Linked DNA regions of Homo sapiens: all the other regions are linked to region 1. The links are chromatin loops, found by intact Hi-C in ENCODE. Cell type or tissue: GM12878. All regions are shown on one strand. Each heading gives the region's core, and the rest is flanking DNA. Links, peaks and the distances in the headings are about the cores only.

The links. Peaks named below come from ENCODE experiments on the same cell type or tissue, not always from the same donor. Only the 100,000 strongest peaks of a DNase experiment are listed, where the experiment ranks them.
Region 2: a loop joins it to region 1, with 4 times the contacts of the local background. A loop is called at or near these places in 65 of 110 quality-filtered maps.
Region 3: it touches region 1 in a loop (15-fold over the local background); 62 of 110 quality-filtered maps call a loop at or near these places.

Annotation. Positions count from the first base shown.
Region 1 is chr12:14,233,608-14,242,224 of GRCh38, forward strand. It overlaps the pseudogene MRPS18CP4. Among named protein-coding and RNA genes, the nearest start is that of ATF7IP, 130 kb to the right of the region's middle. RefSeq lists enhancers at 5,618-6,557, 5,712-5,791. In GM12878, for the core only: CTCF peaks have their summits at 4,769 (motif pointing right) and 6,037; a DNase peak (open chromatin) is centred at 6,084; H3K4me3 peaks cover 725 bases; H3K27ac peaks cover 1,198 bases.
Region 2 is chr12:14,612,702-14,615,201 of GRCh38, forward strand. It overlaps GUCY2C (guanylate cyclase 2C), which reads right to left. Exons shown (of 27, transcript NM_004963.4): 26 at 2,166-2,242; 27 at 1-590. The coding sequence ends at 416. PLBD1-AS1 (PLBD1 antisense RNA 1) reads left to right here. Exons shown (of 6, transcript NR_120465.1): 3 at 178-225; 4 at 1,821-1,869. Among named protein-coding and RNA genes, the nearest start is that of PLBD1, 46 kb to the left of the region's middle. RefSeq lists enhancers at 1,188-1,237, 1,248-1,347, 1,368-1,617 and a silencer at 2,150-2,199. In GM12878, for the core only: no CTCF peak of the experiment used is centred there; DNase peaks (open chromatin) are centred at 1,230 and 2,300; H3K4me3 peaks cover 303 bases; H3K27ac peaks cover 2,366 bases.
Region 3 is chr12:14,663,353-14,665,852 of GRCh38, forward strand. All of the region lies in intron 10 of GUCY2C (guanylate cyclase 2C), which reads right to left. GUCY2C-AS1 (GUCY2C antisense RNA 1) reads left to right here and starts at 2,284. Exons shown (of 6, transcript NR_186173.1): 1 at 2,284-2,345. In GM12878, for the core only: a CTCF peak has its summit at 1,274 (motif pointing left); a DNase peak (open chromatin) is centred at 1,276.

The DNA of each region.
Region 1 (8,617 bases), core at 3,794-6,293:
CCCGCCTGTTACCACATGGCCTCTTAAAGCCTACAGATTCTCCTTACAACTCCCCTATCCTACCCATCCAGAAACCGGACGAGTCTTACAGGTTGGTTCAGGATCTTCGCCTTATTAACTTAATTGTCTTACCTATCCATCCTGTGGTGCCAAACCAATAAACTCTCCTATCCTCAATACCTCCCTCCACAACTCATTACTCCATTATTGACCTCAAAGATGCTTTCTTCACTATTCCTTTGCACCCCTCATCCCAACCTCTTTTTGCTTTCACATGGGCTGACCCTGACACCCACCAATCTCAGCAACCCACCTGGACTGTACTGCTGCAAGGCTTCAGAGACAGCCCCCATTACTTTAGTCAAGCTCTTTTTCATAATTTACTTTCTTTCCGTCCATCTGTTTCTCACCTTATTCAATATATGGACGTACCTTCTTGTTCAGCCCCAACCTCGTGACAGACACCAGCCCTCTAGGTGACTGTCTTCCAGTCCTCCAGCAGGCTAGACAGGAAATTCACCAGGCTGCTAATCTTCTCTTGCCTACTCCAGACTCCCAGCTATATGAAGACACCCTAGCTGGATGATCAGTTCTTGTTACAAATCTGACCCCTCAAACTCTACAACCTTGACGGACCGGACCCTACTTAGTCATCTATAGTACCCCAATTGCCATCCACCTGCAGGACCCTCCCCATTGGGTTCACCATTCCAGAATAAAGCTGTGTCCCTCGGACAGCCAGCCTGATCTCTCCTCTTCCTCTTGGAAGTCACAAGTACTCTCCCCTACTTCCCTTAAACTCACATTTCTGAAGAACAGTAATAACCCTTATGAGCCTAATACATCCCTTCATTCTATTAGGTCTATTGGTCCTTACCCTGCTTTTTACAACAGGGCTTTACGCAATCACCCCCACTACTTGGACTGCACCCCAAAAACTTGTCATTCCTACTATCTTCTGTCTAATCATACTCCTATTCACCATTCTCAACTACTCGCAAATGCCCTGCCCTTGTTTACACTGCCAGTTTACACTTTTCCTCCAAACCATCATAACTGATATCTCCTGGTTTTACCTCAAACCACCACCCTTAACTCTCTCTTGGAGTGGATAGAAGATCTTCAGTGGCAAGGTACACTCCAATTCTATCCTGATGAAGTCCTTTTTTTACTTTTCTACTCACTCTTATCCTTGCCCCCATTCTCCAGTCACTCTCTACCTCTCCCTAGTTACCTCCAGCATACTATCAATCTCACCCACTCTCTCCTCACTGCCTCCAATCCTTCTCTAGCAAAGAATTGTTGGCTATGCATTTCCCTTTCTTCCTGCTCTTATACAGCCATCCCCGCTCTACAGGCCAACTGGGCTACCTCTCCTGTCTCCCTGCACCTCCAACCTTCCTTTAATAGCCCTCATCTTTACCCATCTGAGGAACTTCTTTACTTTCTAGACAGATTAGGTGAGAACTCCCCAGACATTTCGCACCAACGAGCTGCCACACTTCTCAACATCTACTTATGGCACCTTTCTCCTTATGTCAATTCCACCCTTGCCCCCATATTTGGACCCCTAACCACACAAACAACTATCCCTATTGCCATTCCTTTATGCATCTCCTGACAACAGCCTACTGGAATCCCTTTAGACAACCTTCCACCGTCCAAATGTTCCTTTACTCTTTATCTCCAGAACCCAGCCACACACATTACCAAACAGATGGGAGCATTCCAACTTCACATTACTGATAAGCCTCTATCATTACTGACAAACTAAAAAACATTGGCAGTCACTATTGTTTAGGAAGACACCTACCCTGCATCTCACTCCAGCCTTGGCTACCCTCCCCCTGCTCATCTGACTCTCCTCCTAGCCCCTCCTCTTGCTTGCTTATACCCAGCCCCATGAATAACAGTGAAAGGTTACTCGTAGACACTATGTGCTTTCTCATACACCATGAGAACCGAACCTCTGCCTCCATGCAGTTGCACCATCAATTCCCATTACAACCTCTAATGGCTGCTGCCCTTGCTGGGATTCTGGGCACAGGTCTCCTCTTTCAGTACACCCTCTCACCTTTTCACTTTACATTTCCAGTTCTGCCTGACACAAGGTCTCTTCTTTTTATGTGGCTCTTCCACCTACATGTGCCTACCTGCCAACTGGACAGGCACATGTACTCTAGTCTTCCTTACCCCCAAAATCCAGTTTGCAGATGGGAACGATCAACTGCCTGTCCCCCTCATGACACCAACACAACAAAAAAGAGTCATCCCACTAATCCCTTTACTTGTGGGTCTAGGACTTTCTGCCTCCACTATTGCACTTGAAACTGGAATAGCAGGCATCTCAACCGCTGCCGCAACATTCTGCAGCCTCTCTAATGACTTCTCTGCTAGCATTACAGATATATCACAAACTTTATCTGTCCTCCAAGCCCAGGTTGACTCTTTAGCTGCAGCTGTCCTCCAGAACCACCAAGGCCTCGATTTACTCACTGCTGAAAAAGGAGGACTCTGTATATTTCTTAATGAAGAGTGTTGTTTTTACTTAAATCAATCTGGCCTGGTATATGATAACATCAAAAAACTCAAAGACAGAGCTCAAAAACGTGCTAATCAGGCAACTAATTATCCTGGACCCACCTGGCCACTCTCTAAAAACTGGGTATCCTGCTTCTTCCAATTGTTAGTCCTCTAATACCTATCTTCCTCCTTCTCTTATTCGGGCCTCGTGTCTTCCGGTTAATCTCTCAATTCCTACGAAACCGCATCCAGGCTATCACTAATCACTCTATATGGCAAATGCTGCTTTTAACAACCTGACAATATCACCCCTTACCCCAAAATCTTACTTCAGTCTAATCTCTCCCACTTTAGGTTCCCGCACCACCCCTAATCCCGCTCGAAGCAGCCCTGAGAAACGTTGCCCATCACCCCTCCAGACCACCCCCAAAATTTTCGCCTCAAGTTTTCACTACTCTTTCTCGTTTTAGTTCTTCATTATTAACATAAAAAGACAGGAATGTAAGGTCCTCTGAGCTGGCCACACCATGATCAAGCCATCGTGACATTCCCCTGTCCTTGTGATAATGTACTTTGTGATATTCCCCATCCTTGTGAATGTACTTTATAACATTCCTCCCTGCCTTGTGACAATACACCCTCCCTGCCCTTGTAAATGTACTTTGTAACATCCCCACCCCCTCCTTGTGACAATACCTCCTCCCTGCCCTTGTGAATGTACTTTGTAACATCCTCCCCACCCTTAAGAATGTACTTTGTAACATCCATCCCCTGCCCACAAAAAAAAATTGCTCCTAACTCCACCGCCTATCCCAAACCTATAAGAACCAGTGATAATCCCACCACCCTTCACTGACTCCTTTCTCGGACTCAGCCCACTTGCACCCAAGTGAATAAACAGCCTTGTTGCTGACACTAAGCCTGCTCAGGTGGTCTCTTATATAGACACGCTTAACATAGATATCATGTGGAAAGCATGTAAATTATAAGAATGTACCGCTTTTGTCTCATTTTATTTCTCCATTTACTGGATGCATTTATGGAAGGCACGTAACAGGTCTTTGTGGGAAGACACGGAAAGAAATCACAAAAGCAATTAAGAGAGCTCAAATAATGGGGTTTATGCAAGTTACATACAAGGATACTGCATACCTCAAAGACCCCAAAGTTTGTAACATCAATTATCAGGAATAAAATTATATAAGGTTACCACCAATAAACTTATTTTACAGTTAAAACAAAAGTTTTTCTCTTTTTTATCTCTGAATTGTTTATTTAAAGACAATTTCAATAGAAATATTTGATTTGGGGGAACTTCTAACCACTAAACAAATAGCAATTATCCTAGTATTGGATCATCTTTGTCTCCTATCACTATCATTTTCTTTCCTATTGCTTTCATTTTTATCTCTTTTCTTAGACATGGTTTAAACATTAATCACGTTTTAACTTACTTAACACTTGTAACAAGCCTGAGTTAAGTGCTATCATTATTCTCATTGTTTTGGTCGGGACGAAATGAAATATATTCAAGCTAGGTAATTTAAGGAGCTATTTAATAAAAGGAGCATCTAAAAGGTATGGACAGAATGTAGGATAACCCCAGGGGACAGCAAAGTGCTCTGGGTTTCACAACATTTAGGTACTGTTATCATCTTTAGGCCTGAAAGATATAGAAAGGATGTAAATACTATTTCCCTAACATAGAGTGAACTATTTTGGTAAGGGCTCTTGTTGGGGATATGACCTTCATTGAAGGGACAGAGCCCTGGGACCTCATAAGAAGGGAGCTGGGGGGGATAAACTCTCCAGCTCTACGCTCTTCTTTCTCTTTAATTTCCTTTGAGTGCTTCCCATTGCCCAGACCCAATTTGAAGCTAAAAGTCAAGATAGCTTCTTGATGCATTCCATATAGGTCAGTCTCTGCCTCCTAGGACACAAAGCAGAGTAGAGAAGGGTGGATATTGGTCTAGAGAGGCAAAATAAAAGTAGCATAATCACTTTACACTACAGTACTACTACACCATTCTGTCTCCAGCGGTGGGAGGTTAGAAAGGTAGGTAGATAGTCAACTATTTTATGGAGCAAATAGTAAAAATGTATACAGGCCTTCTGCAAACTAACCAAAAAAATAAAAAGAAAAAGAACGGGGCAAAAAATAAAAGCTTTTGATAGGCATATATCATGTTATTTTTGGAAACCACTATTAAGAACTGTAAGCTTCCTTGATTGTTACAGTGCTTAAAAGCATCCAGGAGATGGCAGCATTGGTAAGGTATTTAAAAATCAAATGTTAAAAATATTTTTCACAATTATTATTGATAGATAATGAGCTTCCCAAATGGAATAACGTTTTAAAGTATAGTTGGTCCTAAATAACTAAAAATGCAGAAATACTAAATTATTGTCAAATAATAGCGTGGCTTTATGCAGGTGGTTATTCAAGAGTACACTCACATGACACATGACAGTTCAGTAGATATTCGGACTGAAAATACAACAGATTACAACGGGGCTGAAAAATTTCTATCGCCTAATGAGGCCTAGGATAATGAGTGTGTTTGTGTCTTAGTTTGTTATTTGTTTCTTTTTTCTTTTATTTTCTTTTGAGACCTGGGTCTCGCTCTGTCACCCAGGCTGCAGTGCAGCGGTGCTATCTTGGCTCACTGCAGCCTCCGTCTCTGGGGCTCAAGTGATCCTCCTGCCTCAGCCTCTGGGGTAAGATTCCAGGCATGCACCATCACCCTTGGCTAATTTCTATATTTTTTTGTAGGGATGGGGTTTCACCATGTTGCCTAGGCTGATCTCAAACTCCTAAGCTCAGGAGATCCTCCCACCTCGGCCTCCCAAAGTGCTGGGACTACAGGCGTGGGACTGTGTGGCCCGACCTGACAAAAACAAGTTTAATAACTAGAGGCAACTATTCACAAATCATATACAAAATATCATATGTGAGATGTGGTGGCTTATTAAAATCTAGATATCACAGACATCATATCAGTTATGAGGCAAAAAAAATTAATCTGCCTTTAAATGTTATTTCTAAACTGTTTTAATCATTTCCAACATTGAAACATAAATTGTTAAAGATACACCTAGATGTCAATATTCTGGCCCAGGTACTTAACTGGGTACAGGAGACAAAATACTAAAAAACAATCTGACCTTCTAAACCCTCAGCCTGAGATGGAAACAGACAACTCCATTGAATTACAATTCGATCTGACTCTAATAGCAAGGTGCCATCTAAATGGGAGGGCCAACTTGCCTAACTCCACCTTGACAGACGGGGAAGGCTTCACCAGGGAGGGAGCACGGAGCAGAGATTTTGAGAGATGAGCCTGCGTTTGCCAGGATAACCACAGGGAGAAGGCCACTGCCTGCAGAAAGAGGAGCAGGCGTAGGGGAGGGTAGACATGAAACAGCACACCCTATCCCAATGGTTAACCAGAGGCAATATCGCTCCCGGGGGAGATTTCGAAATGTCTGGTAACATTTTTGCTTGTCACCACTGGAGGAGTGCTACTGGCAGCTAGTGGGTAAAGGTCAGGGATGCAGCTAAACGTCCCACAGTGCACAGACAGCCAACCACGACAAATGAATTATCTGACCTCAAATACTGCCACTGTTGAAAAACTGCTGTAACCGCAAATGGCATCTCTTTGAATGGCAAGGTTACAGAAAGGAATAGCAAAAATGCAGCGATGATCCAGGAACGTTTTCTAAAAGGGGGCGGGGATAAAATTAGGGAAGGTTTATTGACACCCCCCAAAAAAAAGAGAAAAAAAGAGAGAAAAGTTTAGATTTTATTGTAAATGTGAGAGAGAGCCAGACACAATCAGCTTTGCTTACTAGAAAGATTGCTGTGGCTGTGGGAAGAGAATGGACTGAGATGGCGACGCTGACAAACAAAGAAAATTGGTATTTTAACAATTTCACTTCTCTTTTCTTTATCAAGGGGAATATCTTACAAATGAAAAAATAGAAGACTGGTAAGAGGAAATTGAAACTCTAGATTGATGTCTAGATTGTAAGAGGGCAAGTAGCTGCTCCAGTGATTTCAAGATTTGTGATGAAGATAAATTAAACTGCCATGTCTGCGCCTCACTTCCTGAATCCCTCCCTCCCGCTGGCCTGCACCGCTGCCCCTCCCTCCTGTCTGGCGTGGTTCCTTAAAGCCCTGCATTTGACTCCCTACCTTGGCTCCCATTCTTTATTTATCCCACCTGACTGGCAACCCAGATTTGACTTGTTCTTCCAGTTCTGACTTGGAAACTACCCATCAGCCCTTTGCGCAGATGCCGAGGGTTAGAAATGCCCCACTCCTTAGCCCCAGGCACAGTGAGACTAACCCCATAAGGGTGGCGGTGAAGGGGAGGGGAGAGTTTGACAAATCTCCTCCCAAGTGATAAGAGAATTTATGGATGAGATTAGCAAAACGCTGTTAGTCCAGACATCAGAGTAAGAGCCAAATCCTGTTTCCTACAGTGTCCCCACCCCACCTCTCACCTCTACTCCTACCATCCTGCCCCTCAGTCACCCAGCCCAGCCATGCTGGCCTCCTTCTGCCTCAAAGAGTTTGCATTGGCTGATTCTGTCTAGATGAAAAACAGAATTCACTAGAGAGCTTTCATAAAATGCCCGGATCTGACCCTTACATCCTTTTATTTTTCCTTCTGGGTTTGGCTTTCTCTTTCTTCTTTCCTTCCCTTGCACTCATATCAGCACCTCTACCCCACCCCCAACTCTTACCACACCCGTGTCAAGAACTGGATTTGTGTCTGCCATATTTTCTCCATGTTCACATAGACTATTTAAGTAAATAAGAAAACCCTGAACGAAAGAGAAACATGAGGATGATAGCCCAGCTTTACTCTTCTACCCCTCCCCATCTCCTTACGATCCCTACTAGCTGGACCCAATTGGAAGCCAGAGAGCAAGGAAGCTCATTGGTGCAGGTCATGTAGGTCAGCCTCTGCCTCCTGGGACACAAAACAGATAAGAGGACCTTGAAGCTAGAGAGGAAAAATAAAGAATAACCTTTTTCCGACCACACAACTTAAGAAACAAAGCACTGGGCATGGTGGCTCATGGCTGTAAACCCAGCATGTTGGGAGGACGAGGCAGGCGGATCACCTGAGGTTGGGAGTTCGAGACCAGCCTGGCCAACATGGTGAAACCCTGTCTCTACTAAAAATACAAAATTAGCTGGGTGTGGTGGCACATGCCTGTCATATCAGCTACTCAGGAGGCTGAGGCAGGAGAATCGCTTGAACCCGGGAGGCAGAGATTTCAGTGAGCCGAGATAGTGCCACTGCACTCCAGCCTGGGCAACAGAGTGAGACTCCATCTCAAAAAAAAAAAAAAAAAGTTATTTAAATCTTCTGACTAGGCCAGGTACGGTGGCTCACACTTGTAATCCTAGCACTTTGTAAGGCTGAGATGAGAGGACTGCTTGAGCCCAGGAAACCAAGACCAGCCTGGGCAACATAGCAAGACCCTATCTCTGTTTTTTTTTAATTAATATATTTTATAAATAAAAAAATAAAAAATAAAAATTAGCTGAGTGTGGTGCACACCTGTGGTCCTAGCAACTCAGGAGGCTGAGGTGGGAGGATCACCTGAACCTGAGAGGTCAAGGCTGCAGTAAGCCATGATCATGTCAATGCACTCCAGCCTGGGTAACAGAGTAGGACCCAGTCTCAAAAAAAAAAAAAAAAAAAAAACTTCTGGCCTGGTGTGGTGGCTCACACCTGTAATCTCAGCACTTTGGGAGGCTGAGGCAGGAGGGTCACAGGGTCAGGAGTTCAAGACCAGCCTGGCTAAGATGGTGAAACCCCATCTCTACTAAAAATACAAAAAAATTAGCCAGGCATGGTGGCAGGTGCCTATAATCCCAGCTACTCAGGAGGCTGAGGCAGAGAATTGCTTGAACCCAGGAGGCAGAGGTTACAGTGAGCTGAGATGGTGCCATTGCACTCCAGCCTAGGAAGCAGAGCAAGATTCCATCTCAAAAAAAAAAAAAAAAAAATTCTGTGAAAATACAAATATTGCAAACATTTTCTCTCAGTCTACAGATTACATTTTCATTTTG
Region 2 (2,500 bases), core at 1-2,500, 380 kb after region 1:
TATACTTTAATGAAGATGGGTATTTAAAATATAATTATGACAATTTAAAAAATCTTATGAATACAGAAGGAAAGCCAGTAAACAAAAACGATAAAAATAAACAAACAAAAAATAAATGAAATAAGAATAAAATCTTCTCAAGTTCTAGATAGTCTATTCATTTCTTTTCTTTTCCAGGTAGAAGCTCCCTGGAACAACTGCTGGAATAAGGTTCCAGAGTGGAAGGTAGTTATTTCACTGAGAACACACATCTGATTCATGCAAGAAAGTCCATGTTCCAGACAGGGCAGCCAAGCCTAAGTACATTTCTGCTTCATTGAGGTCTCAGGAAAATGTAAGCTTTCAGGACACTTGAGGTCGCTGCCTCAGTGCAGCTGTATTTTAATTTGTGTGAGTCCTTATACCTCATTTAGGTTTAAAAATAGGTGCTCTCCTTGTCTGTGGTATTCAGCTGCAAGTATTCCAGAGTGCCTTTTTTATAGCTGGCTACCCGTCTGGGTTTTTGGCTTCTTATCCCTGCTGCCTGTCTTTTCTGTAAAGAGTTGGCAATCATGTCTGAAAATTCTGCTTGCAAACGCTGTTGATTCTCCCTGGAAACAGAGTGGGAAGAGAAAATAGAACTTCTCAGCAATTCATACAGAATATTCCTTAGCTCCAGAATAATCAGTTCAGTTAGTCAGTTACTCTTTGAATGCCTATTCTGTGCTAGACACAGGAAATCCAAAGAATACAAAATGATCCCTGCCTTTGATGAGCTTAAAAAACTGTTATCTCTGCTAGGAAATTAGGCTTCAATTTCAAAGTGAAACAATATGCTGCTGGAATTTGGAGGCATGGTTGGGAGGATCTAGGTTTACATATGCCACTGCAGGAAGGGGAAAAGAAGCTGGGAGGATGCTAGGCCCCTGCCACACAACCCTGAAAACTCATTGGTCCCACACATACTTAACAGTGTGAGTCTTGTTTGGGGAAGGCTTAGAATGGTGGAGGGGACCACGAGTTTAGAATGGACCTGGAACACTCCAAGTAAGGAGCCAGGTTTCTCATGCCCCAGGGAAGATTTGGGTTGTTTTGGCTTTTCTAGAAGGTTGCCATCTCTCTGGGTCTGACATCTAGGCCTCTGCAAGACAGAGTTTCTCAACCATAGCAAAAGCCAAGGAAATGGCCATATGGCTGCAGTAACATGTATTGACAGGCAACTGGGTGACAGCTTGAGTCACCTTTAGGAGAAGTGAAACCTGTCAGTTAACCCTGAAACTTTGTCTTCCTCATCTCAGGGAGAACACAGACTTCATGTTAAGACCCAGAACCGCAGTCTTGGGGTTGGGGCAGGTCCTGTTTTCATCAGGCAACTCAACAGAAAGATGAAGACAGGAGTGGAATGCAGAGAGCCTCTTTGCCCCCAGTATGCTCCACTCTTGTCAGAACAAGACATGCATGAAGTGAACTCTAAAGTGTCTTCTGTTCTCCCGAGCAAGCCTGGAACACAACGCTAGCTTTGCCATGCTTTATTGCAGGGCAATATAGTCAGTTTTTCAGCAAGAACAAGATGATGACTGGTACAGTCTAAGAAAGTGGACAGAATAGGTAGAAGCTCATACCCAGACTCAGGAAACTTTTAACTCATTCTTGTCTAATATATAGTATATTTTCTGCATAAACTATAAGTTAAGTATACTTTAATGCAGATAAGGCATTTAAAACATAATTTTGACAGTTAAAAATATCATGAATACAGAGCCAGTAAATAAAATGAAATAAATGAAATAACAAAATCTCCTCAAGTTCTAAATAGTCTGTTCATTCTTCCTCTTTTCCAGGTGGAAGCTCCCTCTTGGGATAAAGGATCCACAGTGGAAAAAAAAAAAGGTAGTTTTATACTGAGCCCCCACATCTGATTCAGGGAAGCAAGTCTGTGTTCCAGACAGGGAAGCCAAGGCTAAATACTTTTCTGTTTCATTGAGGTCTCAGGAAAATGCAGGGTTTCAGGATAATCCCCTTCTTGCAGTCTAGGAAGGGAGGTTTCTAAACCTTCTCATGTATAGTCCCTTACTTCTTATGCAATATATGCCACTTGTAAGGCATTTGCCAATTTAAATTGGCTGTAACTAACAAAGCCAAGATCTCTAATTTCCTCCCTGTCCCTGCCACACCCAGAAGCTTACACAGTAGGAGGGGTTGGCAGGTTGAATTTCTGGTCCTTCATCCCAGTCAGCCAGTAGGTAGTCTCATTTCCTCTTCCCTGGTAAGACAAAAGAGTTACGTACCACGGAGTCCAAGGAGTCAGTTCAGTTGTAGACCACTGTTTCCATAATGATCTGTTTCTGTGACATGTTTCACTTCCGCATTTCTCATCAGTGCCAATATTTAAGCACATCACACATTCCTGTTATGATTTGCATTATCTCTAGACAGATTTTTATTTCCAAGTGCCTTTTTAAAAATAAGTTTCTCATTCAGCAGACATCCTTTTCTCAAAGTAGAGTTTTCTTTTTTTTCC
Region 3 (2,500 bases), core at 1-2,500, 430 kb after region 1:
GCTCACCGCAACCTCCACCCTCCAGGTTCAAAGATTCTCCTGCCTCAGCCTCCCAAGTATCTGGGATTACAGGCGCACGCCACCATGTCCAGCTAATTTTTTGTATTTTTAGTAGAGGTGGGGTTTCATCACGTTGGCCAGGCTGGTCTCGAACTCCTGACCTCAGGTGATCAGCCCACCTTGGTCTCCCAAAGTGCTGGGATTACAGGCGTGAGCCACTGTGCCCAGCCATGTGTGAATTTTTCTGTGCTAAAATATAATTGATGTAGGTGCCCCGAAAATGAGGTTTTAGGACTTCTTTATGAAAGCAGAATCCTAAACCTTCACACTGTATTCTCTATCATGACACCATAATCTAAACTCCTGGGGGCACAGTCCATGTCCTACTTATTCATTCCTGTTCATCCTTACACCTTTGGCACCCAGCACAAGACCTGGTAAAGTATCAATAAAAATGGCTAATAAAAAATAATAGAAGAAAAACCTGGCCCTGGTCATCTTATTGCCTGAGAAGAGGCAAGGAGAAGGTGCTTGGACATTAAAATACATAAATAAATTCATATAGAAAGACTCCTGTGCCATTAGGGGTCTCATGTCATATGTATTTTAAAACTGTTTTTGTTTAATCATATTATGTCCTTCTGAAGTAGATGGTTTAGCTTGGGGTAAACACTACAGCTCCTTTGTATAAGGGCTGAATTTGAAGGGTTTATGCTTTGCAGACATGTGACTTTGCCTCTATTACCTTGTTTTGTGTTCATGGGAAATTTTCAATGGTGAAAATGTGAACTTTGGATTTCTACTCTCATCGGGGCAGAAATAAATTCATACTTTGGAGTTGAACTTGCATTATGGGCACATTTAACTGGTGAATTCTGTTTGTTACTACAATCACCACTTCCATCACTATCACCACTATTGCCACTCCCACCATTCTCACGCCCTAAACCCCAGAAAACGAAAGTGAGTACAAGAAATACATTTTCAACAGTGTAGATAATCCCACTCACTGGTCTATCAAAATTGCACATCCCCTAGACTAGAGTATAAACTGGAGGGAATATGGGGACTCCTCAGCCCACCTCAATTCTCTGCCTCCTACAGTATGAACATCTCACTGTATTAGATATAATTATAATATTTATATATAGTATTTAAATATACTATTTAAATGTAGTCATTTTTAATTAAACATGCTTTTCAGTTTTGCCTTTTAGATAAACGCAGTATCAAGTTCTAAATTCCAAGGTTAAGCTTCTGCTGCCTTCTGGTGGCTGCTGTAGTTATCACATTCTATTTAACTCATCTCACAATGAATGAGAGTTTATAACCTCAAGGTCATATGATATTACGGTTGGAAGGAACCTGATAAACTTCTTGATTTAACAGGGGAAGAAACTCACACTTAGAAAAGAGAAATAAATTGACTGAAATTAACAGAGTATAGATGAGTGCTGGAGTCCAGAGTAGAAATATATTCAGTTATCTCATGTTGTCATTCATTCATTCATTCATTCATTCATTTATTCATTCCAAGGCACTGTGTTGGGGCAAGGAAATATGAATAAGAATAAGCCCTGAGGGGGCGCGGTGTCTCACACCTGTAATCCCAGCACTTTGGGAAGCCAAGGCGGGTGGATCACGAGGTCAGGAGTTCGAGACCAGCCTGGCCAACATGGTGAAACCCCGTCTCCACTAAAAACATAAAAATTAGCCGGCCGCGGTGGCAGGTGCCTGTAATCAGTTCCAGCTACTTGGAAGGCTGAGGCAGGAGAATCTCTTGAACCTGGGAGGCGGAAGTTGCAGTGAGCCGAGATTGGGCCACTGCACTCCAGGCCGGGCAACACTGCGAGGCTCCGTCTCAGGAAAAAAAAAAAAAAAAAAAGCTAAGGAAAGTTGAGATTCCGGTTAAATCTTGAGGATGAGTAGATGTTTCCCACCTCTATGGAGAAGTGATAAATTCTATTCCGAGGGAGTAGCATAAATAAGGACACAGCGGCATAAATTTGCATGACGCTTTAAGGAAGTAGGGAGGAAGCTGAGAGCATGGGGAAGGGATAGGTGAGTAAAAGATAAGTAGGGAGATTACGGGCACTTTGTGCTGTATTAAGTAACTTGGACTGTATTCTGTAGGTAAAGCAGAGTTGCCAATTGACATGTTAGCAACAGTGCAGTGACATGATTGGACTTGTGCTTTCTTTCTGATAGCAGGATGGGTTGGATGGAAGTGGGCAGGACTAATGCAGGAAGTCAGTTTGACGTCATTTTTGTGATACAGGAAGCAGATGCTGAGGACTTGGATGAGGACGGGCACCAAATCTGCATTGTCCATTGCTATTTCCCAGGTGCTCAGAACATTGTCTGGCATTAAATAAATATCTTTGTTAAATAAATGAAAGAACAGGGATGGTGTAATCTCTTGGTGAAATGTTTTGTTACTTAGTAGCTGTGTACACACAGATGCAAGTTCCAGTCATGCATATCGTATTTCTATACTATT